Regions from separate parts of the Mus musculus genome. Here regions 2 and 3 are each linked to region 1. The links are chromatin loops, found by intact Hi-C in ENCODE. Cell type or tissue: gastrocnemius. All regions are shown on one strand. Region 1 overlaps Amdhd2 (amidohydrolase domain containing 2). Region 2 overlaps Abca17 (ATP-binding cassette, sub-family A (ABC1), member 17). Region 3 overlaps Abca3 (ATP-binding cassette, sub-family A (ABC1), member 3).

The links. Peaks named below come from ENCODE experiments on the same cell type or tissue, not always from the same donor. Only the 100,000 strongest peaks of a DNase experiment are listed, where the experiment ranks them.
Region 2: it touches region 1 in a loop (4-fold over the local background); 7 of 42 quality-filtered maps call a loop at or near these places.
Region 3: a loop joins it to region 1, with 11 times the contacts of the local background. A loop is called at or near these places in 11 of 42 quality-filtered maps.

The regions. Positions count from the first base shown.
Region 1 is chr17:24,148,619-24,156,618 of GRCm38, reverse strand. Amdhd2 (amidohydrolase domain containing 2) reads left to right here. Exons shown (of 11, transcript NM_172935.4): 10 at 1-48; 11 at 534-786. The coding sequence ends at 622. It also overlaps a transcript of Pdpk1 not described here. Among named protein-coding and RNA genes, the nearest start is that of Pdpk1, 11 kb to the right of the region's middle. In gastrocnemius, a CTCF peak has its summit at 4,273 (motif pointing left); DNase peaks (open chromatin) are centred at 4,284 and 4,527; H3K4me3 peaks cover 934 bases; H3K27ac peaks cover 822 bases.
Region 2 is chr17:24,303,587-24,311,586 of GRCm38, reverse strand. Abca17 (ATP-binding cassette, sub-family A (ABC1), member 17) reads left to right here. Exons shown (of 31, transcript NM_001031621.3): 13 at 3,987-4,141. Among named protein-coding and RNA genes, the nearest start is that of Abca17, 43 kb to the left of the region's middle. In gastrocnemius, a CTCF peak has its summit at 3,883 (motif pointing right); a DNase peak (open chromatin) is centred at 3,891.
Region 3 is chr17:24,385,611-24,393,610 of GRCm38, reverse strand. It overlaps Abca3 (ATP-binding cassette, sub-family A (ABC1), member 3), which reads right to left. Exons shown (of 33, transcript NM_013855.3): 16 at 7,639-7,794; 17 at 7,219-7,429; 18 at 6,025-6,175; 19 at 625-723. Among named protein-coding and RNA genes, the nearest start is that of D330041H03Rik, 25 kb to the left of the region's middle. In gastrocnemius, CTCF peaks have their summits at 2,271 (motif pointing left) and 3,557 (motif pointing right); DNase peaks (open chromatin) are centred at 2,253 and 3,535.

The DNA.
Region 1 (8,000 bases):
TGGGGCTGGAGAAGACCAAGGGGAGCCTGGACTTTGGTGCTGATGCAGGTGAGTTCCCATGCAGGGGCTGAGTCTGGGGCTGCTCCCAGCACAGACAACTTATAGTTGGTTCTCTCCTACCATGTGAGTCCCAGGGTTCAAACTAAGTCAGGCTTGGAGGCAAACCATACCTCCCCATCTCCTTTACCGACTCAGTCATCTGCTGACTGGCCCTTACTGTTTTGTTTGTTTTGTTTTTGAGATGGGGTCTTATTATATAGCCCTGACGAGCCTGCAGTCCTGCCTTGTAGGATCACAAGCATGTGCTACGACACTTGCTTTTGGCCTGGCTTTCTGGCATATAACATCAGGCCATGTGAGGGTTACAGGGACCCTCACTGTGCCAAGTTGATACTCTTGCTTCCAGCTCCCCCACCAGTCCAGATTACATTCCTAGACGGCCTCAGTTTTCTTCCTGGGCTGAGTTATGAATGACCCCGCAGTAGGGTATGGACCATTCCACCGTCTCCTCTCATCCTCTGGTTCTGCCGCAGACTTTGTGGTGCTCGACGACACTCTCCATGTCCAGGCCACTTACATCTCTGGTGAATTGGTGTGGCAGGCAGAGGAAGCTGGGCCGTGACTGAGGGTCTTGGCTGGAAAGGACACTTGGAGAGGCCAGGCAGTCCACGGAGCTGGTCTCCAGGGAGCAAGCTGAGAGCCCTGCCCTATGTCTAAAACAGAACCTCAGTCATCACTCCTGGAGGGGAGGCAGTGGCTTGGATAAATACAGACAGTGGGACTTGCCTTGTCTGCGTCATGCTTTGAGCTATGCTTGTGTTCAGCGGGCTGCTGGTGTTTCTGCTGTTGCCCTGAGAGCTGGGATGGGGTTTAACTTGGGACCCGGAAGAGTTGGGTGCTGTACAGGAGCTTCTCTGTAGGTCAGATCTGTTTAGAGGCCTGTAGACCCCCAGGAAGGTGTTAGGGTTGGAAGTGGGTGGGAGAGTTTGAGGGGAAGTCCCTGGATGAAGCTGGAGACAGTGATGGGTGGCTGACCCTGAGCTAGATGGCAGATGGAGACCATAGCTCCAAGCTCTCCACTGCAAAGTTCAAATGTAACCATGCTGGCTTGGGGCCTGGGGTAATTTAGTAGTGAATGCTGGAATGGGTGCCCTAAGGGCCTCCAATTTGGGCCCAGGACTCCACCCACTGCTCCCTGACCTGCCAGACCTGCCTAGCACCATCTTAGGGAATCAAAAGTTCCATTCCCTGTGGCGGTGTTTTTCAAAGACCCCAAATGGCTTTGACAAGCCTTGCTTCATCACCATGTTTGGTGGCTCTGGCATTCCCTAGCTAGTGCTTGTGGGCAGCTCTGGGCCTTGTTGCTCTGTTTGTCCTGTTAGGCCCACCTGGGCAAGAGCACCCTAGCCTGCCGTCCTCCCTCCCGGGGAATGTGGTTTATCAGGCTTCCTGGAAACTTCACTGTACAAGCTTTGGGGATTCTTTGGACTCTAAGAATGGCTGCAATGTGTGAGTATGTGCCAGAGGTCAGAGGTCAGGTCTGGGAAATTTTGCATTTGGGTCCTGAGGTAGTTAGGTGAGTCTTTCCCCCTGTCATGTACATTATATCTTGGAATAGGAGGTTGCAAACAGATGTCCTAGGTCACTTGTATATAGGTCCCATTGAAGGAACTGATTTCAGGCCAAAGCTTGAAATAATATTTTAAAAAGGGAAGAAAGAAAATGAAAATATGCAGACAAAATAAGATGCTCTTGGGCCTCCCACTGTCTGAGAGCAACAGCCTGGGGAGAGTAACTTGGTAGGCAGGGGCACATGAGGACCAGCCACCACCCACTAGTCACTAGGTATGCTCTCAACCCAAGAAAGCCAGCATGCTGGCAACCTCGATGAGGAGAGAGGTAAGTAAGAGAACCTGGGTCTGTGCCATAGCCACACCCCTCCATGACTGACCAACTCTTGGAGTGTGACAAGCACAAAAGACAGGGGGAGCATGTGTCACGTGAGGCCAGTCTAGCAGGACTCAGCAGCCTGTAGAAACCTCCCACTGGTGGAAGGTCTCACTCTCAAACTCTTTATGAATGTTGACCAGGAGGGTCAAGGTGCAGTTCTGTAGTGGAGAGCTTGTCTGACATGCACGTAGTCCTGAGTTCTATTTCTAGTACAAAGCTGGCCCTGCTCTGCCCAGGTCCACTTTCAGTGGATTCATGCAGCTGCACTGGATAGGCAGTCAGGAGGGGCTCAGATGAGTGAGCTATGTGTTGTGGGGTTGCCCAGAAATGATGGAGCTAGCACTGGGAAGGTTGTGAGGCTGGAGAGACGGCCTCAGCAGAGGACAGAGTCAAGCAGGTCTGCCTGTTGGCAGAACAGCTGGGAGAAGGCTCAGGGGTTCGGGAATTGCAATTAGGAATTTGGATTATTATTTTTTTTAAAGTGGGCAGTGGTGGTACATATATTTAAACCCAACACTTGAGAGGCAGAGGCAGGCAGATTTCTGAATTTGAGGCCAGCCTGGTCTACAGAGTGAATTCCAGGACATCTAGGGCTACACAGAGAAACCTTGTTTCAAAATAAGACAAACAACAACAAACAAACAAAAAGATGGGGCTGGAGAGATGGCTCAGTGTTTAAGAGCACTTATTGTTTGTCCAGAGAACCTGTGTTCAAGCCCCTGCACCTATGTCAGTAGCTTGCTTAGGACTCGGGGTTTGGGTGCTCTGACTTTTCTGGCCCGTGAGGGCACCTGTACATCCCTACACACAGACATGCTCACATACGTATAATTAGAAATAATAAGAACAAATCTTTAAAGAGTATAAAGTTGCTCAGCATAGTTGTACATGCTGGTAATTCCCTTGGAAGGCAGAGGCAGGAGGACCAGGAGTTCAAGGCTCACCTTAGCTGTGTATCAAGTTGGAGGTCAGCCTAGGTAGCACAGTCTCAGCAAACTGAGATGTCTTGTGCAGCCAGGGCTTGCCTGCTTCCCCTTTCTCCGCCTTCAGGTGTGTACCACACAGCCATTGTATTTGGTGCTGAAGGTTGAGTTCAGTGTCTCATGATAAGCAAGCAGTCTCAACTGAGCTACATCCCCACACCCAAAATTTACCACTTTATCCACTTAAAAAATGATTTTAATATGCCTTTAATCTTAGCACTCAGGAGGCAGAGACAGAATCTCTGTGTTTGAGGGTAGCCTGATCTACTGAGTGAGTTTTAGGGCTATGTAGAGAGACCTTATCTCAAAAAAAGTTTTAAAAATTAAAAAAAAAAATGTATGTTCATTTATGTGCATCCGGGTGCCAAGGAGGCCAGGAGAAAATGTCAGGTCTCCAGGTGCCCAAGGAGGCCAGGACAGAATGTCAGGTCTCCTGGAGCGAGTGTTACAGAGGATCGATGCTGGGAGCTGAATTCAGGTCCTGTTGACCACAGAACTATCCGTTTCATCTGGTCTCTTAGCCAGTTAAAAGCTTTACCTATGTCCACATGTATATGTGTATAGGCATCTGTCACTGGAGGAGACTGGAAACATGGGTTATCCTGGGAGCTGCTGATAATAGATGTGAGGACTGAATTCGGGTCCTTTATTAAGAGCAGTGCTTTTAGCCTCTGAACCAGCCCTTCAACCCCTGTCACCACCACTCTCTTTTTATTTTATTTTGAGTGTGGATACTCAGCCTGCACTCATGTCTGAGCACCACATGGGTACTGTGAGAAGGCACTGCATCCCCCGGGGGACTGAAGTTAGATGGCTATTAGCTGCCATGTGGGTGTTGGGAATTGAACCAGGGTCCTCTGGAAGAGTAGACAACAAGTACTCTTAACCACTGCGCCATCTCCAGCCCCACTTTAACCACTCTTAATTGTAACGTTCTGTAGCTATATGCATTCACCACACCATTATCTCCAGAACTTTTACTTTCCAAACATACTCTGTCACTGGCATTAGTCCCCTACTGCAATCACAAGCTTGCCCTTGTTGATGGCTCAGAGCTGGAGGGCTATTCACAGAAAGTTGTGCCAATTACTTCAGCCTGGGGTTTCTGGGGCACAGTTGCCGCCCCAGCCTTAGGTGATTTTGGTACGGCATCAGACGTGCCTGTGGTATGGGTGTGGATTGGGGGACAGCCACTCCCTGAGGTTAGCTGAGTCACTGTAGTGGTAGTGTGCAGAACAAGTTGGGGAGCAGTACAAGTGCTCCCAAGACACCTGGTGGAGGCGGACAGTTATACCCAGTGTGTCCGGGAGGAAAAGGCTTGGGTACTGCAGAAAGTATGGGTGCCATCTGGCGGCGGGCGCTGTGTAGCAGCCTGCGAGGTTCAGTTGAACTCAGGTTTGAGACCCGCGCGCCAAAGGACCCAACCGTGTCCTTTTACCTCCAGTGTCATGGCAACATGGTGTTCCTAAGACCCGCTGATGATTCCTGAGCAGGGGTCCAGGTCATCCGTGGCAGAAATTACTCCTAGTTTGGAGTCGGGTGTGGCCAGCGACATTAACCACCCAGGCAGGCTCCAGCAGGATGGAGGAGTGGCTCACCCCAGCGGGTGGGTACAGCAGGGTTCCACGGTGGTCACGCCCACCGCCGGAGGCTCCCCCACTCCCCCTCCCAAGGTCCAATCACAACAACCGCGGTCCAAGGCGGTCCCACAGAGCTGTGGGACCGGTGAAACCCTTGGACTTAGCTAAAGGAACAAACATAGGCAGAGTCCATTTGTAAGCTTGAGTCAGCACGCCTGTAGCATCAAGCAGGACCTGCGGTACCCCTGAATCCTTCCTTCATTTCAGGGTCCCTTGGCCGGCCAGCTGGAGTGCCCGGGTGGCATTTGTAAGGAAAGGGTACCATGAGTTCCAAGACAGCCAGGGCTATACAGAGAAACCCTGTCTCGAAAAACCAAAAAAAAAAAAAAAAAAAAAGGAAAGTGTACCACGAGGGGCTCCACAGGGACCTGTCTTTTCCCCATGATAATAGCCAGGGTGTCGTGCTTGTTTTAATGACCCAGATTGCAACTTACTTTTAATGGTTTTTGTAAAAAAGAACACACTTTAAGTGGAGAGTTTTCCAGGTGGGGCCGCTTGTCTGGGGAGATGCAGCAGACCTGGCAGGCAGACATCTCCGTGGGAGGAGCTGAGGTCTACAGCCCATCTCTGTAGCAACAAACTTTTAGACCTCTCAACGACTGGGACGTTTGCTTTTTTTTTTTTTTGATTGGGGGATGGGGGACAGAGCCTTATTTAGCACAGCACAGACTTAAGCTTGCTGTGTATCTGAGACTATCCTTGAACTGGGATCCTTCTGCCTCTGGATTTGAAGACACAGGCTACTACACTCATTTGTCGCTGCACCTTGACACAGCCGGCAGAAACCTGAGCCTAACTGTAGGTCTGGGCCACTTTTGTGCTCCTAACTCCAAAACATCTTGAGGTAATGTTTTGGGGGTAATTTGTTACATAGCAGAAAGTATTTAACAGTCCAGATGTGCCACATCGGTAGAAGTTTCTAATCTCTGAACCCCAGTTTCCTCACTCCTACATGAGGATTAGTTAGGACAGAGAAACAGGGTGAACCATGTGCAGCTAGTGTTGTGTGCACACCAGACATCTTCCAGCCCCTTCTAAGATGGTTCCCATCATCCTCTTGCCCTCCCATGACCTCACAATGTTCCCCTCAAGCTACTTCATACTTAGCTTCAAGATACTCTGTAGACCCAAGGGATTCTGGGAAGGGAAAGACAGTCCCCCTCCCTCAACTTGGGTACCAGTGAGCTGAACCAGGCCAGGTAAGACCGTCTCCCCTCCTGTTCGTTGCCCTGAGGTGGGCAGCCAGACTCTTCCCACACAGGTGCTCTGTCTTTACAGAGGTAAGAGGAGTTACCTGGTTAAGGCTAGCTCAGGTCTTTCCCTGCATGAAGATCCTGGAGACAGAATCGCCCTCCAGCCTTCTGCTTCCTTCCTCTGCTCTAGTCACCTGCACGGTTACCTTTAAAACATTTGTGTGTGGGGGTGGCAGGAGAGGTATGTCTGTGTGTGTGTGGGGGGGTAGTACACGTGTTTGTGGAGTATGTGCACATGAGTACAGGTATAGGCCAGAGGTGTTGGATCTCCCTAGAGGTAGAGCTACAGACAGTTGTGAGCTGTCTGATTGGGTGCTGGGAACTGAACTTGGGTCCTCCACAAGATGGACTCGGGAATTAACTTAGGTTCTCGTGTTTGCAAAGGAAGCATTTTTTCCAACTAAACCATTTCCTGGTGCCTCAGGCTTTCATTTTGATTTTAACTTTATATCAATTTACTGGGAACTGAACTTGTAGAGGTAGATCGAGTGCCTAACTCTGTTCAAGTTCCTAAGTTTGATTCCCAACATCACACTGTGCATAAAAACTTTATATAAACTAAAACCAAAAAAACCACAACTTTTGAAAAACAGGCTTTGGGCTGGAGAGATGGCTCAGCGGTTAAGAGCATCGACTGCTCTTCCAGAGGTCCTGAGTTCAATTCCCAGCAACCACATGGTGACTCACAACCACCTGTAATGGAATCTGATGCCTTCTTCTGGCATGTCTGAAGACAGTGACACTGTACTCACATAACATTAAAAAAGATCTTTAAATACATACATACATACATACATACATACATACATACATACATACATACATATATACATACCAGGTCTTACAGGCCTTTAATCCTAGTATTCAGGAAGATCTCTATGAGTTTAAGCCTAGCCTGGCATACATAATGAGTTCTAGGCTGATCAAGGCTGGATATTAAATTTCTACCTTAAAAAGAGAAGTGCCTTGGTGTGAGAAGTAGCCGTAGGTTCCCTTGTGAGGTGTCTGGGTGACATAACTCAAGGTCAACATGATCAGCAGGTGCCTTCACACTACTTCAGCCATCTTGCCTGTCCTTCACGCCTGTATTGGAGGAAAAATCTCCACTGTATTTTTTCTCCCCTTTGGCAGGGTTTCACTCTGTGACCAAGGTTGGCCTTGAACTTGAGATCCTCCTACCTTACTCATCAGTGTGTTAAAGCTAGAGGCGTGCCACCGAATCTCACTTTTGCCATGCTAGAGAATGAACCTTGGGCCTCATTCAACTCGGCCAAGCACTCTGTCTCCGAGCAGTTTTTCCCAGCAACACGCCTCACTTTCTGTGGATCTTTAAAAAGTATTTTACATGTAGTTATGTATGTATGTGTGGCACGTGTGCCGCAGCCTGTATGTGGTGGTTAGAGGACAATTAGGTCCCAGGCACTGAACTCAGGCAGGTCACCAAGCTTGGCAGCAAGTACATTTACCTGCAGAGCCATTTGCTAGCCATTGTTGGATTTAAATTTATTAACTTGCTTCTTTTTTATTATTTTGAAAAAAACAAAAACAAAAACCTGGGTTTGACTTTTTGAAACAGGGTTTCACTGTGTGACCCTGACTGGTCACGGTGACTGGTCACTCACTTCATAGACCAGGCTGGCCTGAGTTTGACAGATCTGCCTGCCTCCACTTCCCAGGTGTTGGTTTAAATGCATGTGCCTCCTCCACACCTGGCATGGCGGGCTTCTCCGACTTTACTCTTTCTCTGTTAGAACTTTGATCTGTTTCTTGTAAGTGCATATAAATGTCCAGGATCAACAGGAGGTTGTTTATATGTGTGTATGTATGCATTTACATGTGTATGTACATACATGTGGAGACCTAAAGTTGACACTGGGTATCTTCTTTGAGTTCCTGATTCTATTTAGGCAGGCTCTTTAAAATGAATTTAGAGATTATTAAATAGGCTAGTATAGCTAGCTAGCTCCAAGAATCTTCTGTCTTTACCTCTTGAGTGTTGACTGAGTACCTACCTAGCTTCTAAGTGGGTTCATGCCTATGAGGTAATGTTCCTATCCCTGAGTCATTTCCTCTTCCTTGTTTTATCTTTTTAGTTTAGTAGTACAATGATTTTTTAAAAAGATTTATTTATTTTATGTATATGAGTACACTGTAGCGGTACAGATGGTTGTGAG
Region 2 (8,000 bases), 150 kb before region 1:
TGAGGCCAGGATTTCTGCATTTTGTTTGTATGTGTATGTGATTTCTCTGTCTCTCCATCCCATCTTATCCCCTAAGAATCTGCCCTGTTTCCTTCTGGACCCACAGTGCTGGGACAGTGTGTTTGCACAGAGCACGTAGGTTTCATTGACTGGAAGGCTGAACCGTAAATACTGGTGAATGCCCACTATGAGTGCAAGATTGTAGAAGCTCTATCACAGATTTCTAACAAAATTATAGACCATACCAAAAAAAAATTAACTCTGGCTTAGTGAAAAGGATGCCGCTAGGAGACACATAATGACATTCATGAGCTCTGCAGATACTCAGTAGAAAAGGAGAATCCAGCTGCTTCCCCAGGACATTGCCTAGCACAAGGCTTCCAAGGCCATAATTTTTTGCAGAAAGAATCTGCTGTGTAGCCCAGGCTAGCCTCAAGTAACAAGTGCTAGGGTTATAGCTTTGTGCCATTATATCCAGCTCCGTACTCTGTGTGTGTGTGTGTGTGTGTGTGTGTGAGAGAGAGAGAGAGAGAGAGAGAGAGAGAATAATATGTCAGAAAAATCCCCAACCTTATGTATTATGATGTATTGTTTTTCTACTTTATCAAGTTTTAGTTTTTCTCTGAAGTTATTTACATTTTTTGTTGTTAAAATTTACATGAAACTTTTTTCTTTGTTTTGTTGTTGTTTTGTTTTGTTGTTTAGAGACATGTTCTCTGTATAGCCCTGGCTGTCCTGGAGCTCACTCTGTAGACCAGGCTGGCCTCAAACTCAGAAATCCGCCTGCCTCTGCCTCCCAAGTGCTGGGATTAAAGGTGTGTGCCACCACTATTACCCTGCACAAATGCTTTCTATAATTACTCTAGAGTAGTGTCACCTTTTATCCTTGGGTATGTATGTAGTGCATGTGGCTGTGGGTGTGTGGATGGAAACCAGAGGTCAGCTTCGAGTGTCATTCTTTGGAGCTGTGCACCTTGCTTCGTGAAACAGGTTTGCCCATGGGGACCTGAGGCTTGCTGATTAGCCAAGGAGCCTTGGGTATCTGCCTGCCTCTGCCTCCCCAGAGCTGGGATTACATGGGTGCTGAGGATTGAACACAGTCCTCATACCTGCAGGACAAACCCTTTACCAGCTATCCCCCCCAGCTCCTACACCTTGTCACCTTTAAAAAGTGATTTATTTTTAATTATATGTATGCCTGTCTTTAGGTATGTACATGTGAGTTCAGTTGTCTGCAGGGGCCATAGAGGACATCTGATCGACTGGAACTGGAGTTATAGGTGGTTGTGAGGTAGAGCCTGCATTTGGGTGCGCAATAAGAACCGTATGTGTTCCTAACCTCTAAGCCATCTATCCGGCCTCTGTATGTGGTTGACCTCTGATATGGAAGCCTAGGGGAAAGTAGCAGTGGTTGCTAGCCTGACACACCTACCTCATCCTAGAGGCCAGTTTTGTGGATTTCCCTATAACGGGAGAAGTTTGTTCTTTTTTAAAGAGCCGGGGGTCCAAATGAATGACTGAGTACTTTCCCAGCACGTGTGTGTGTGTGAGCATGTGTGGGCATACAAGTGTGTGTGCGCGCGTGCACACGCTGCCCCCATTGCAGCATTCTAGGGCTCCAAGATGTCATGCTCCAGAGAACACACTGACCTTTAAAGGCAGCTGGGCATTTTTGAGTTTGGTCTCTGCTCGCTCTCTCTCTCTCTCTTGCTCTCTCGCTCTCTCCTCTTTTTTTTTTTTTTTTTTGGTTTTTGAGACAGGGTTTCTCTCTGTAGCCCTGGCTGTCCTGGAACTCACTTTGTAGAGCAGGCTGGCCTCGAACTCAGAAATCTGCCTGCCTCTGCCTCCCGAGTGCTGGGATTAAAGGCGTGCACCACCACGCCTGGCTTTGGGCTCTGCTCTCTTGTTAGCTGAATAGCTGAAGATATACTCTGATATACTCTGCATAGCTGTAGAGGCCCTCCTCATCATAGTCTCGGTTCTCCGTGTTAGGGAGCTTGCCACACAAAACAATGACTTAGTTCAGTGCCCACTGCAATCCCAGTGCTTCGGAGGGAGGAAGAGACAGGTGAATCCCTGGGGCTCTCTGGCCAACCGGCCCAGCCCAGTCAGCCAAGCCTCCAGTCCCTGAGAGTGAGCTATCTCTCGATATAAGGCCTACAGTTCCCAGGGAATGACACTTGAGGTTGGCCTCTGGCTTCAACATTCACGTATGTGTTAAAACTCGCCACAGTGGCAAGGGAAGGTGTTTCTCTTGGAGCTGAAGTCACAGCTAGCTTTGAACCATCTTATGTGTGTATTGCAGGTGTTACAGCTGTGCCAGGGTTCGGGGGGGGGGGTGGTACAGGAGGACTGAGCAGGGGGAGATATCCCCAGTGTGAGTGTGACAGCTTTGAAGGGAAAGGGATCCTGGCAGTCGGGCGCCAAGGACACCACAGAGTCACACTGTACAGTAAACCTCACACAGAGATTTCCTGGGAAGGGCACAGGCCATGCTCTGTGACCATGAGGTCTGTTTTAGCTCTGAAGAGTTCTACACATCTGAGCTGGTGAGGTGGCGCCACGTGTAAAGGCACGTGCCACCAAGGCTGAAGGCTTAAATTCAAACCCCAGAACCTCTATGGTGGAGGGAGAGAGCTGGCTCCCTTGAGCTTTTCTCTGCCACCTCGGGTCTTATGCCCCCTGCCACGCACACAACTGAGGCGTGTAAAGAAATGTGTGTTTTAATGATGTGTTTCTAGCCATGCATGAAAACAAACAAAAGAAAACAATGCCGCCACCACCACCACTACCACCACCACCAACAAAACCCACTTAAAAAAAAAAAAACAACAAATGATGTTTAATAAGTACATGGCTATAAAGTCTGTCAAAAGTTTAGCCTATGCAATCAAACTTCATCTCAAAAAAAAAGAGAGAAAGAAAAATAAAAAAGATACAGTTTTCCTGTAGACAAATAGCCTGAATACACCATTATACTAAAAACAAGCACGCGACGGCCAACAGCAAGCAGTGAAATTAAGCATCTTAGTGCATGCCGAGAAGGGCTAGCCTGGTCTGTGTCAGAATGTTTAGGCCAGTCCGAGTTATATGGCAAAGCAAGGGGCAGCTCAGCATTCATAGAAACTTTGTCTCAAACAAACAACTAGAAACCCACAAAACAGAAAAGAAAATGTTATTCTAAAAGAACAAGATATATTTTTTATTTTAGTATAAACACAATATATGGGGTTTAAGAGTCTAGCTCATTGGTAAAGCTCTTACCTGGCCTATGTAAAACCCTAGGTTCAATCTATCTCTACCACAACAAACATAAATAACAAATAAAATGTGTATAAAACTAGGTAAGGTGCCTGGTGTGGTGGCACATGCCTTTAATCCCAGCACTTGGGAGGCAGAGGCAGGTAGATTTCTGAATTCGAGGCCAGCCTGGTCTACAGAGTGAGTTCCAGGACAGCCAGGGCTACACAGAGAAACCCTGTCTCAAAAAACCAAAAAACAACCAAACAAAACTAGGTAAAGCTATATATCTAAAATTTAACAGTAGTTATCTTTCCATGGTGGAACTTATTAAACATCATTTGTTGTTTTTTTTTTTTAAGTGGGTTTTGGTGGTGGTGGTGGTAGTGGTGGTGGTGGTGGTGGTGGCATTGTCTTCTTTTGTTTTGAGATAGGTTCTCTCTGTGTAGCCCTGGCTGTCCTAGAACTCCCTCTGTAGACCAGACTGGCCTCGACTCACAAAGATCCTCCTGCCTCTGCCTCCTGAGTGCTGGTATTAGAGGCATTCGTCATTACCACCTACTTTAAGATTTATTGTTTTAGTCGATGCATATAAATGTTTTGCCTGCATGCATGTATGTGCCTGATGCCCAAGGACGCCAGAAGAGGGTGCTAGATCCCCTGAGCCAGGGTGATGGTTAGGCATTCCTGCTCTTACAGCCTCTGACTGAAAATGACATTAGGATGTCTTCTCTGCTTGGTTCTAGGTCTCATTACTCCATCAAAAGGACATGCATATATCCATGGATGTGAAATTTCAAAAGACATGGTTCAAATTAGGAAGAGCCTGGGCTGGTGCCCACAGCATGACATTTTATTTGATAACTTTACAGTAACTGACCACCTTTATTTCTACGGTCAGGTGAGTTGGTGAACAGTGGGTCTGCGTCCACTCTTGGGAATGGTAAGAGAGACAGTGGGAATGTGTCCACTCTGAGGAACGGTAAGGGAGACAGTGGGTCTGTGTCCATCCTTAGGAATGGTAAGAGATGCAGTGGGTCTGCATCCATCCTTAGGAATGGTAAGAGAGAGGAAGTGGGTCTGGATCCATCCTTAAGAATGGTAAGAGAGGCGCTCTGTTTCATCTGCTTTAGTCTGGGGTTGGGTGGGGTCTTGTTTGTTTGTTTGTTCATTTGTTTGTTTTTTGAGACAGGGTTTCTCTGTGTAGCCCTGGCTGTCCTGGAACTCACTTTGTAGAGCAGGCTGCCCTCGAACTCAGAAATCTGCCTCCCGAGTGCTGGGATTAAAGGCGTGTGCCACCACGCCCGGTGGGTGGGGTCTTTTTAAGGGACCATATATATAAGTTTCTCCACATGCTGACACTAGATGTGGGAAGGCAGTTTCCTGTCTGATCCAGTTCTGTATACACTGACTGGGTATCCTGTAACTTAGACCTGATGCAACCTGTAGCTGGCTAACTCTCCCCATCAACCCAAGCATCCAGTCCCACAGGACCGTCTTCCACTTCAGATGCCACTTGCAAACTCAAGTCACTTCCATAGCTCACGCCCCAGGTTCAGTATTTTCTGTGACTGCTCACAAAACTGGGGAACATGAACTAATAGTGACTAGTTCATTGCAGAAATAAAAGATAGATAAATAGATAGATAGATAGATAGATAGATAGATAGATAGATAGATAGATAGATAGATAGATAGATAGGATGACTACAGTAACACTCAGATGAAGCAGATATAGCAAGGCCTTGGGAAGGGGTAAGTTGTCCACACTCCTTAGGAGGCAAACCCTCCCAGCTCTTCGAAGCATTTATCAACCCAGGAACCCCATATGGAGAAGCTTAGAAATGTTTGCACAAGTTTTATTATGTAAGCATGATGGATTAGTTATCAAGTTTTCCTGGAGGAGGGGAGTAGAGGTTCCGATCGTAGCTTAGTCTTTCCGATGACCAGTCCCAACTCCTAAAGCTACCCAACAGTGTGCTGAGAGTCACCTCATTAGAACAAAAGACACTCCATTCGTTTAGATAATTCTAGGGAATTAAGGATCTCTCTGTAGCAAAGAAAATCACGTATCAAAGTAAAGACCAAATATTAGGACAAAAGAGACTTCTAGAATATTTATCAATTTTTTGCATTCAAATTTTTAGTGTTTTTTTAAAAGATGTGTTTATTTATTTCATGTATATGAGTACACTGTAGCTGTACTCATGTGGTTGTTGGGAATTGAATTTTAGGACCTCTGCTCACTCCAGTCAACTCTGCTTGCTCAATCCCTGCTCTCTCTGGCCCAAAGATTTATTTATTATTATACATAAGTACATTGTAGCTGTCTTCAGAAGAGGGCATCAGATCTCATTATAGATGGTTGTGAGCCACCATGTGGTTGCTGGGATTTGAACTCAGGACCTTTGGAAGAGCAGTCAGTGTTCTTACCCGCTGAACCATCTCGCCAGCCCAATTTTTTAGTTTTTTAGTTTTTTTTTTTTTAAGATTTATTTATTTTATTTGAGTACACAGTTGCTGTCTTCAGACACACCAGAAGAGGGCATCAGATCTCATTATAGATAGTTGTGAACCACCATGTGGTTGCTGGGAATTGAACTCAGGACCTCTGGAAGAGCAGTCAGTGTTCTTAACTTCTGAGCCATCTCTCCAGCCCCAATTTTTAAGTTTTTATTGAGATAAAATACACATCACATAAATTTTGTCATCTCATTCTTGTCTGGTCTGTTTGTTTTGAGACAAGAGTCTCACTAGGTAGAACTTGGCTGGCCTGGAACTTGCTATGTATACCTGGCTGAACTCAAGTCACAGAGATCCACCTACCTCTGCCTCCTGAGTGATGAGCCTAATGGTGTACACTATCATGCCTAGTGATATTTTTTATTAAGTCTTTGAGAATTTCATTCAATGTATTTTGATCATATTCACTACCCAACTCCCTCCTCTCATTTCCACCCTCAATTCCCCACCTCCCCAACTTTTAGGTTTTTTCATGTTCCCTGTCCCCGCTCCCCCACAGGGTTCAGTCTGTGTTCTGCTTTCTTGGACGTAGGTCTGTCCTGGAGCAGGAGAGTTGTACGTATAAATGAGTAGTGATTCTGACAGCATGTACCAGACCAACACAAGCTCAATCCCGACAAAATCCCAACACAGACAGGGAGGTGGGCAGGAAGTCCCACTACTTGCTTTTCTTGACATCCTGACTTGGACCTGTCATGGAGACTTTCCTCTCTAGTTAGGTCTACTTAAAGTTCTTTGTACCTCTTGTGGTTGGGTGTCTATTTCTGTGTTTGGAAAGTCTTCTGCTGTAATTTCATTAAATAGTCTGTTTAGTGCATTTGATTTTATCTTTGTTCCTTCTTCTATACCATGAATTATTATGTTTGACCTTTTGAATATATCCCAGATTGCTTGGAAATTTCACTGGTGCTCCTTAATGCCTGTATTAGTCAGGGTTCTCTAGAGTCACAGAACTTATGGCTAGTCTCTAGATAGTAAAGGAATTTATTGATGACTTACAGTCGGCAGCCCAATTCCCAACAATTGTTCAGTCACAGCTGTGAATGGAAGTCCAAGGATCTAGCAGTTACTCAGTCTCACGCAGCAAGCAGGCGAAGGAGCAAGAGCTAGACTCCCTTCTTCCAATGTCCTTATATTGTCTCCAGCAGAAGGTGTAGCCCAGATTAAAGGTGTGTTCCACCACACCTTTAATCCCAGATGAAAGGCGTAGCCCAGATTAAAGGTGTGTTTCTTAAACTCGGAGATTCAATCTTCTGGAATCCATAGCCACTATGGCTCAAGATCTCCATATCAAGATCCAGATAAGGCTCTCCAAGCCTCCAGATAAGGGTTACTGGTGAGCCTTCCAATTCTGGATTGTAGTTCATTCCAAATATTGTCAAGTTGACAACCAGGAATAGCCACTACAATGCCTTAACTCCTTATCTGTCTGTTGCTATTATTGTCTCTACTTGGCCCTCCATCACAGGAATTTATCCTTTTATAGAGTATGAATATATAGGATATATATATTAATGATAGTATTTGTTGGGATTTGTATTTGATTGACTATCTCCTTGATTTCAAATATCTCTATTTGGTTCTCTTCCTCTTCCTCTTCCTTCCTTCCTTCCTTCCTTCCTTCCTTCCTTCCTTCCTTCCTTCCTTCCTTCCTTCCTTCCTTCCTTTCTTTCTTTCTTTCTTTCTTTCTTTCTTTCTTTCTTTCTTTCTTTCTTTCTTTCTTTCTTTGTTTTATTGTTACCAGATTGGCCTCCAACTCAGAGAGATCTGCCTGCCTCCCAAGGGTTCGGACTAAAGGCGTGCACCACCACTGCCCAATTCTAGTTATTATTTTTTTCTGATGTTTCGATCTCTTTACTGAATTTTTCTCCACATTTTGAAAGTTTCCTTCAGTTTACTGACTAGCTCATTCACGTTGGAGACTGTATTGTCAAGGTCTTGGGTAAGTTTTCTTAGTTCATGCATTTGTTTGTATCTTCTTGTTTGCTCATTAATTCTTTTAAAAAGTAAGACTGTGAATTTTCTCTCATACATTTCAGCTCTGTCTGTAGTTTTAGGTTCCCTTACAGGGGAGCTGGTTGATTGGGGAGGGTTATGGCTGGTGGTTGTATTTTATTCTTTGTTTTTCTTTGTTTTGTCTTATACACCTGTGGGAGCCTGGCTGTCTCTAAGTTTTGACTTTCCCTTCTTCTCCCTTCTTCCCAGTTAGTCTGGATGGTTTATTTTTGTGACTCTTC
Region 3 (8,000 bases), 240 kb before region 1:
AGTCGTACAGGTGAGCAAACACCTGTTCCCTCCCCCTCCCTCCCTCCCTCCCCCTCCCTCCCTCCCTCTTGGCTGTTCTGTTCCCAGGTGCACAGACTCCTTCTGTGCTTTCTCCCTGCTGTAATGCTGGCTTTTCCTGTTCGTCCCCACAGCTGCCTTTGAACTCAAGGTCTTAAAACTTTTGGTGCGTTATTATTCTGCCTCCTCTGACCATGGTTTCCTCAAGAAGAAAAAAATTGCTTAAGCATATATTTTACTTCCAGTTATTAGCACTGTACCAGCTAAACAAGCATTTTAGAAATGTCCAGTAACCACGGCAATGGTCTGGCACTCTAAGGATATGAGAGTTAACCCTCACACTTCCAGCGTAGAAGCATAAATCTCGTGGGGTGACCCACGCCTCAGAGAACTTACTAGCTCTGTGTGGCCTGGGTGTGGATGATTGTCACACAGAGGCCATGGCTTCCTGAAGATGCTGGTGCCTGTAAAACTCATATCTGAATTCTGGCTCCGAGCCCCTACCCTCTGCCCTCATCTCTGTGCTCTGACAGTGCTCCAGAGCAGAACCCTTTAACATCATCTCCCATAAAGGTCTGGGACGGACGGAAGCCCACACCTACTGACCGAAGGAAGACTTCCTCCATGGTGGTGACCGAGGCCCCGAAGCTTGCGATGCCCAACTCCTTCTGCTTCTTTTCCAGTTTAGCAAACAGACTTTCAAACCTGAAAGAAGACCAGGGCAATAAGGCTTTCTCGGGCACCTTCCAAATAATTTGTTCCTAAATAATTGCCTCTGTACGCAAGGAGGAAAAGACAGGTTAGAATGATATTGCAATGACATTTTTCCTTCTTTAAAAATGAATCTCCAGGCTGGGCGTGGTGGCACACACCTTTAATCCCAGCACTCGGGAGGCAGAGGCAAGAGGATTTCTGAGTTTGAGGCCAGCCTGGTCTACAAAGTGAGTTTGAAAAACCAAAAACCAAAAAAAAAAAAAAAAAAAAAGAAAGAAAGAAAAGAAAAAAGAATCAAAAATATATTTGGAGATTAAGTCTGAGGCGGCGACTGTGTTCTCTTAGTGAACTGCAGCTACACTTCCATCCTGAGTGCTTAGTTTTCTTAGAGCAGTTTTAGGTTCACAGAAAAACTTAGAGGAGAGGAGAGGGGTGACTATGTCATCCTGCTCATCTTTCCACCTCTGAGACCAGAAAAGAACTACGAACAACCGAGAACCAAGCAAACTAGCAAGCATGAGCTCACACAACTAACCTCTGCCAGCTACTAGTTGGGTAGGGTGGGGACACTGAGATGACACTGTAAGGAACCACAGTGGAAAAGATGTGATGCACAGCACACAGGAACCAGGCAGCCATAAGAAGCTCCGACGGAACAGGTGATATGAAGATAGTCCTGGGCCAAAGCTTGCTAGTTATTAACATCCAAAAACATATAACAGAGCCAAAGACACCACCCAGACGTAGCGCCCCAAGTCAACTTGTGGTGAAACCATTCTGTCTCTAGCTGGCAGAATGGAGAAGGTGGCAATCAAGTATCTGCCCACCTACTCAATGAACACTGAAGCTGGGATGCGGTGGCGCACACCTTTAATCCCAGCACTCAGGAGGCAGGGGCAGGCAGATCTCTGAGTTCGAGGACAGCTGACTCTACAGAGTGAGTTCCAGGATAGTCAGGGCTACACAGAGAAACCTTGCTTTGAAAAACTAACTAACTAACTAACTAACTAACTAACTAACTAGTAAATAGCAACAAAAACTTACTCAAAGCAAGCAACCATGACAAAAGTACATGTTCTCTGCGGGGTGTGGTGGCACACACTTTTGACCCCAGCACTAGGAGGCAGAGGCAGGCAGATCTCTGAGTTTGAGGCCAACCTGGCCTATAGATGAGTTCCAGGACAGCCAGAGATACATAATGAGACCCTGTCTTATTCTCCTACCACCCCCTGAAAAGTTGCATGCTCTTATCCTGATGACAGGAAGGGAAGCAAGCTGCTTCTTCCGGGAGATCTGGCTGCTTGTGCAGGGACAGTCACTGATGGCAGACACGCGGGCTCCCTAAAATGGTATGACTGACACGGCTTTTTTGAAAATATGAAATGAGTGCGTAATAGTGGTGTTTTAAACCATGCTGCACCCAAGCCATAGGACACCATGTTACTGCAAATCGTAATCACTGGGCCAGAGAGAGGGCTCAGAAGAGCAACTGCTACTCTGGCAGAGGGTCTGGGTTCAGCCCCCAGCGCCCTCTTCTGGCCTTCAGGAGCACTGCAGACATGTAACGCTTAGACACACTCTGGCAAATCACTCATACACAGGAGGGAAACGTAAAATCATTACATGGGTTGGAGGGTGTTGCTTGGGGGTGGAGTGCATGAGGCTCTGGGTTTGAACCTCTGTTACAAAAAACCATTAGAAACCTCTTCAAAACCTTACATAATCATATTTGATGTGCTGGCTAGTTTTATGTCAACTTCTAAGAGGAGGGGACCTCAATTAAGAAAATTCCTTCATAAGATCAGGCTGCAGGCAAGCCTGTAAGGCATTTTCTTAATGATTGATTGATGTGAGAAGGCCCAGTCATTGTGGGTGGGGTCATCTCAGATGGTGGTCTTGGGCTCTATAAGGAAGTAGGCTGAGCGGAACACTAACCAGCACCCCTCCGCCTTTGCATCAGCTCCTGCCTCCAGGTTCCTGCCCTGACTTCCTCCAGGGAGGAACAGTCATGGTAGTGTAAGCAAAACAAACCCTTTTCTCTCTAACTCGCTCTTGGTCATGGTGTTTCATCAAAGCGATAGTAAGGCAGACATTGGTTTAAGGATTGTGGGGTATTGATTGCCGAGAGAGACCTGACAGTGTGCTTTTGAGAGAATCGTGGACTTTGCAACTTTGGGTTAGAACATCCATTATATGTTCAAATTTTGGTGAGCTGTTCTGTGGCAGCTAGAAAGGTGTTAATAGAAATGCAGAGGATGGAGGCCTGGGTTGTAAAGTTCTAGGGAAAGTCTAAGTCACCTTATTGAGGTTACTGCAGATTTTTCAGTTAGTTTGTGGTCCTAGTTACTGTAGATGGTGAATCAGCTGTGCTTAACAAGATACCAGAGTAGCTAATATGAAACCTTTGCTTTGCTGGGATAATCAATGCTATTCAGCTGGAGTTGAGAAATTAACTGGGATTAAGACCAGCATCATTAAGGTGAAATCTTCTGGGAAGTGTTTCCTCAGAGTCAGCACACAGCAGCTGTATTCCAGAGGTGCCCTCGTCAGGTACCTCATTCTGGGAGCCACACTTGGTCATGTGAGGAGACCCCCCAGGTGGTACTGGTATGAAGGCATGGAGGAGTCATGAAGAGCAGCTGAGGCTTGGCACTGTGTGGCAGAGCTAGAATTCTTGAAGAGAGCCCAGGAAAGCCTATTGGTGCAGCCCACCTGCAGCAGAGACCCCAGCATTTTGGAGATGCCAGTACCATGGGATGAACACCAAGGACAGCAGCTGTTGAGTGGAGTCAGCCTGAGACCAGGAGACAATCTGTGTGTGCTGTAGAGGGCGCCAGAGAAGCGGCCCAAGTCTGAGGATCCCAGAAAATCATCAGTGAATCAGACATTGGACACTGTCTTATTTACACAGATGGAGTCTGCTTTTGCTTTAATTTGGTTGTGACTAAGAAAGTACTTAACTTTTTTTTTAAATGCAGGAGTCCACAGTTGAGAGATTTCAAGTTTTGAAAGAGATTTGGAGTTTTATAGAGATTTTAGACTTTTTGTTTATTTGAGACAGGGTTTCTCTGTGGAGTCCTCGCTGTCCTGGAACTTGCTCTGTAGACCAGGCTGGCCTGAACTCAGAGATCTGCCAGCCTCTGTCTCAAGTGCTGGGACTAAAGGAGTGTGGCGCCATCACTGCCCGTCTGAGACTGAGATTTTGAAACCTTGGAATTTTTAAAGTCTGGGACTTTTTAAGTTTGCAAAATGTTTTATGTGGTTGAAGAAAGAGAGGAGAGGAGAGGAGGAGAGGGAGGAGGAAAAGGAAGAGGAGGAAGAAGAGGAGGAGGAGGAGAGGAGCAAGGGAATGGGTGAATTGACTGCTTCTAATCCTGAGACAGAGAAGTTCTGAACACTCACAATTTGTCTGCAAATGCATGGTAGCTCCACAAATAACTGTTTGTACTTCTACATATGTTTTAAAGAATGTATTTACTTGTTTTTGGAGGGAGGTTGAATAGGGTCTGATGCAGCCTAGGCTGACTTTGAACTCACGATGTAGTTGAGGATGACCTTGAAATGATCCTCTTGCCTCTGTCTCCCAAGTGCTAGGATCACAGGTATGCACCACCATGCTTGGCAAGAACTTTTATATATATTCAAGCTGGTGTTAGAAGGGAGACCTTGTGTGGGTATGAATGCAGACAAGAAGTGGATGTTTTTTTAGCCTGTCTGATGTATATCTGTCCTCCTCAGGTACCAGCAATCTCTCTCTGCTGTAGTAAGTAATAAGCAATTTCTGCCCATGTAGGGCGGTGAGCTGTGCACAGACAGCCTGGTCCCCGTCAAGAACAGGCCTGGAACCCCAGTGACCCTAAGGGACAGAAGGTGTTCGGTGTCGCCTCACAGCCTCCCCCTGCAAAGAGTGGCCATCAGTCATGTGGGCAATGCCCCAAGCTTCTGGTATTGTCTGGACTCCACCCCCACAGTTACCTGGCAACAGTCAGGTATGCTCCTCCCCACAGTTAATGCAAGAGCCAGGTAGCCCAGCCCACTATAAAAGGAGCTGCTTGCCCCCTCCTTGCTCTCTTACTCTCTTACCTCTTATTCTCTTGCTCTTTCCCTCTCCCCCTTCCTTTCCTCCTTCTTTCCACATGGCCATAGCTAGCCTCTCCGTCCCCACTCTCTCCCTATCTCTGCCTTTCTACAATAAACACCTTAAAACCATGGACTACCTCTTCTCATCGGGACCCGCTGTGCTGGAGCAATGGAGCAGGTCTCCCTCTACGGAGCTGAGTATCTAACCTCTCACCTGGAAGCCTCCCTGTGCTCTAGCCACCGTCTCCACCACTCGCAGCAAACCTGCCCAGGGATGCCCTCCCTGCGGTAACCTGCTAGAACTCTTCTTCTACCCTTTTCCCTTTGGTCCTGTACTGGCTAGTTTTGTGTCAACTTGACACAGCTGGAGTTATCACAGAGAAAGGAGCATCAGTTGGGGAAATGCTTCCACGAGATCCAGCTGGAAGGCATTTTCTCAATTAGTGATCAAGGAGGGAAGGGCCCCTTTTGGGTGGTACCATCTTTGGGCTGGTAGTCTTGGGTTCTATAAGAAAGCAAGCTGAGCAAGCCAGTGGAAGCAAGCCAGTAATGAACATCCCTCCATGGCCTCTGCATCAGCTCCTGCTTTCTGACCTGCCTGAGTTGCAGTCCTGACTTCCTTTGGTGATGAACAGCAGTATGGAAGTGTAAGCTGAATAAACCCTTTCCTCCCCAACTTGCTTCTTGGTCATCATGTCTGTGCAGGAATAGAAACCCTGACTAAGACAGGTCCCCAGGCCAGAGTTTGCCTGAGGGTCCCCACTGAGACATACAGCGGTGTGTGCGATGTCTGAGAGTGAGAACCTGTTGTCCCTGGCCTCCGTGGGCCCAGGGACCCGAGAACTGGCTCTTCTGAGGTGCCCAGCGGTTTGTGGTGCCTGACTCCAGCAGTTCCACGGGTACCCCAGACTGTGCCCTTTCCTCACCCCCAGAGCAGGATCCCAAGGCTTCTCACATCCCTATACCTGCCTGGCAATTCTGTGGGGTTTGCAGCACAAACTTCCCGAGTCCACCTCGCCCAGCGGCCCTACCCCTGAGCAGATGTGGGACTCCAGTTTTGTCCCACAAGCCCAGTTGGTGCTTAACCCTGCCACTGCCCATCCCCGACCTAAAGATTGAGAGGTGCTCAGTAGTTATAACAGAGAGGGTCTAGAGCCCTCACAGCCACGGGGCCTTCCCGGATCTGGATCTGTGGCTCTCTAGGATACATACCTGTGCGTGCTCTCCTTGGGAAGAATAAAGGACAGCTCAGCCCCAGCATGGCTCTCCAGCATGGCATTGGGGACATGGTGGTGCACCAGCTGAGAGATTCCTTCAGGATTGCAGTGCGGTTCTTTTACCAGCGTCATGTGGTAGCCAGCTCCTGTAACACGTGGACCAAGCATTAGGCTCACCGGAGGTCCCACTTCTTCTGCCACGCCACACAGAATCACGGGGAAGTATCTGCACAATGGGTGCAAATGGGCCAGAGCAGATGCTTCTCGGGCTCTTCCATGCAGCGCTGAGTGTTACCTCCCACAACCTACTGGGGGAATAGTGCTGGGGACTGTTCACTGAATGTAGCCAGGCACACCTAATAGAGGCCAGAGACCGCTCGAGGATAGAAGCACAGCAATAGTCTAAGCATGTGAGTGTGTGTGCACTGGAGGGTTCATGCTGAACATGGCTGCAGGGAAGGAAGGGACACAGCGGGAGCTGTGGGACTGCACTGCGAATACTGAGCTCTATCTGGCTTCTCGTCCAACAATGCTTTGCAGGAAACGGCTTGCTCTTATTCCCTTCAGAGACAAGGGTGTTGGACCCAGGGAAATCAATGGCCTGGCTAACTGGGCAGACAGGCAAGAAGCTGCAAGCAGAACTCTTGAGGCCCTAGTAGAGATGGATACCACTCCTTCTTGATCAAGGTACCCCAGTATCTTCACTAGATACATGGCCACCGGGGACGATGGGGCCCCTGTCTAACCTGCTCTGGTTCTGCTGGGTATCTCTAGGGTATGTGCATGGTGCAGGAGAGAGGTGAGATGGGAACCACGGGGCCTTCTGAGGGTAGGAGCCAGGGATTTAATGCTAGACCAGGCAGCGACAACAGCAAACCAGGCACTCCACACAGCGACCTATTAGACTGGGCTGTGCAGTGAAGATCGCTCTCAGCGCTCCATGTAGGAAAGCAATGGTAAGCACTTCCAGGACTCCTGTCTACTCCCACAGGCTCCTGATCTTGGTAGCCCTGATGTGGCTTAGCGAGAGCCCCACCACACAAGATTCCTGCTTTACCATTCCTACAAACCTCTGTGGGACAAGAGAGAAAGCTAGAGCTTGCCCTGCCCAGTTACTGTCGACCCTTCCTTCCCAGAGGGCATTGGCCCCGTCATGAGGCTGACTGGACTCCTGCTGCCCACTGCTCACCGTATTTCTGCTTGAGAAATAGTGAAGACCCGCAGCACTGGAGCTCCCCCTTGGCCAAGATGGCGATGCGGTCTCCCAGCAGGTCAGCTTCGTCCATGAAGTGAGTGGTCAGCAGGACGGTGCGGTCACTCTTCTGCTGCTGGAGAAGGTCCCAGATGGCCCTTCTGGACACTGCATCCATGCCTGAGGTGGGCTCATCTAACATCAGCACCTGGAGGGGAGAGGTGAATGAAGTCGTGTGACAGTGACAGAGCTGTATCTCAGGCTCAGGATGGCTGTGCTATGTGGCCTTCTGCAGCTTCATTAGATAAGCTGTCTTCTAATCAAGAAAATTTAGATAAGCTGTGTCGCCACCCAGGGTTTGTCCTTGTGTGGGAGCCTGCCTTGGCTGCATCGAGAGGCCAGGCCCCTGCCCTATACCTTAGAGCCCGCTATGAGGGCGATGCCAATGGAGAGCTTGCGCTTCATGCCCCCACTCAGGAACTTGGACCGTAAGTCACGCTTGTCCTCCAGGCTGAGGATGTGTAGCATCTGCTTGACTTCCTCAGGACACTTCTGGAGAGAGAGGCCTTTCAGCTGGAAGGCAGGAATGAGAGGCTGTGAGGCAGGCGGGATGGATAGGCACTAAACCATACTGCACTTCTCTGGCTCAAGAGATGTCTTCCCTTGGCATTCCTGGACTCTGCTTATCTCTCCACAATTACCCTTGCTTTTTTTAGAATAGCTCCTCAAAACAGACCGATGTGAGGCTAATGGCATACTGGGGCATTCACAGACCCCCT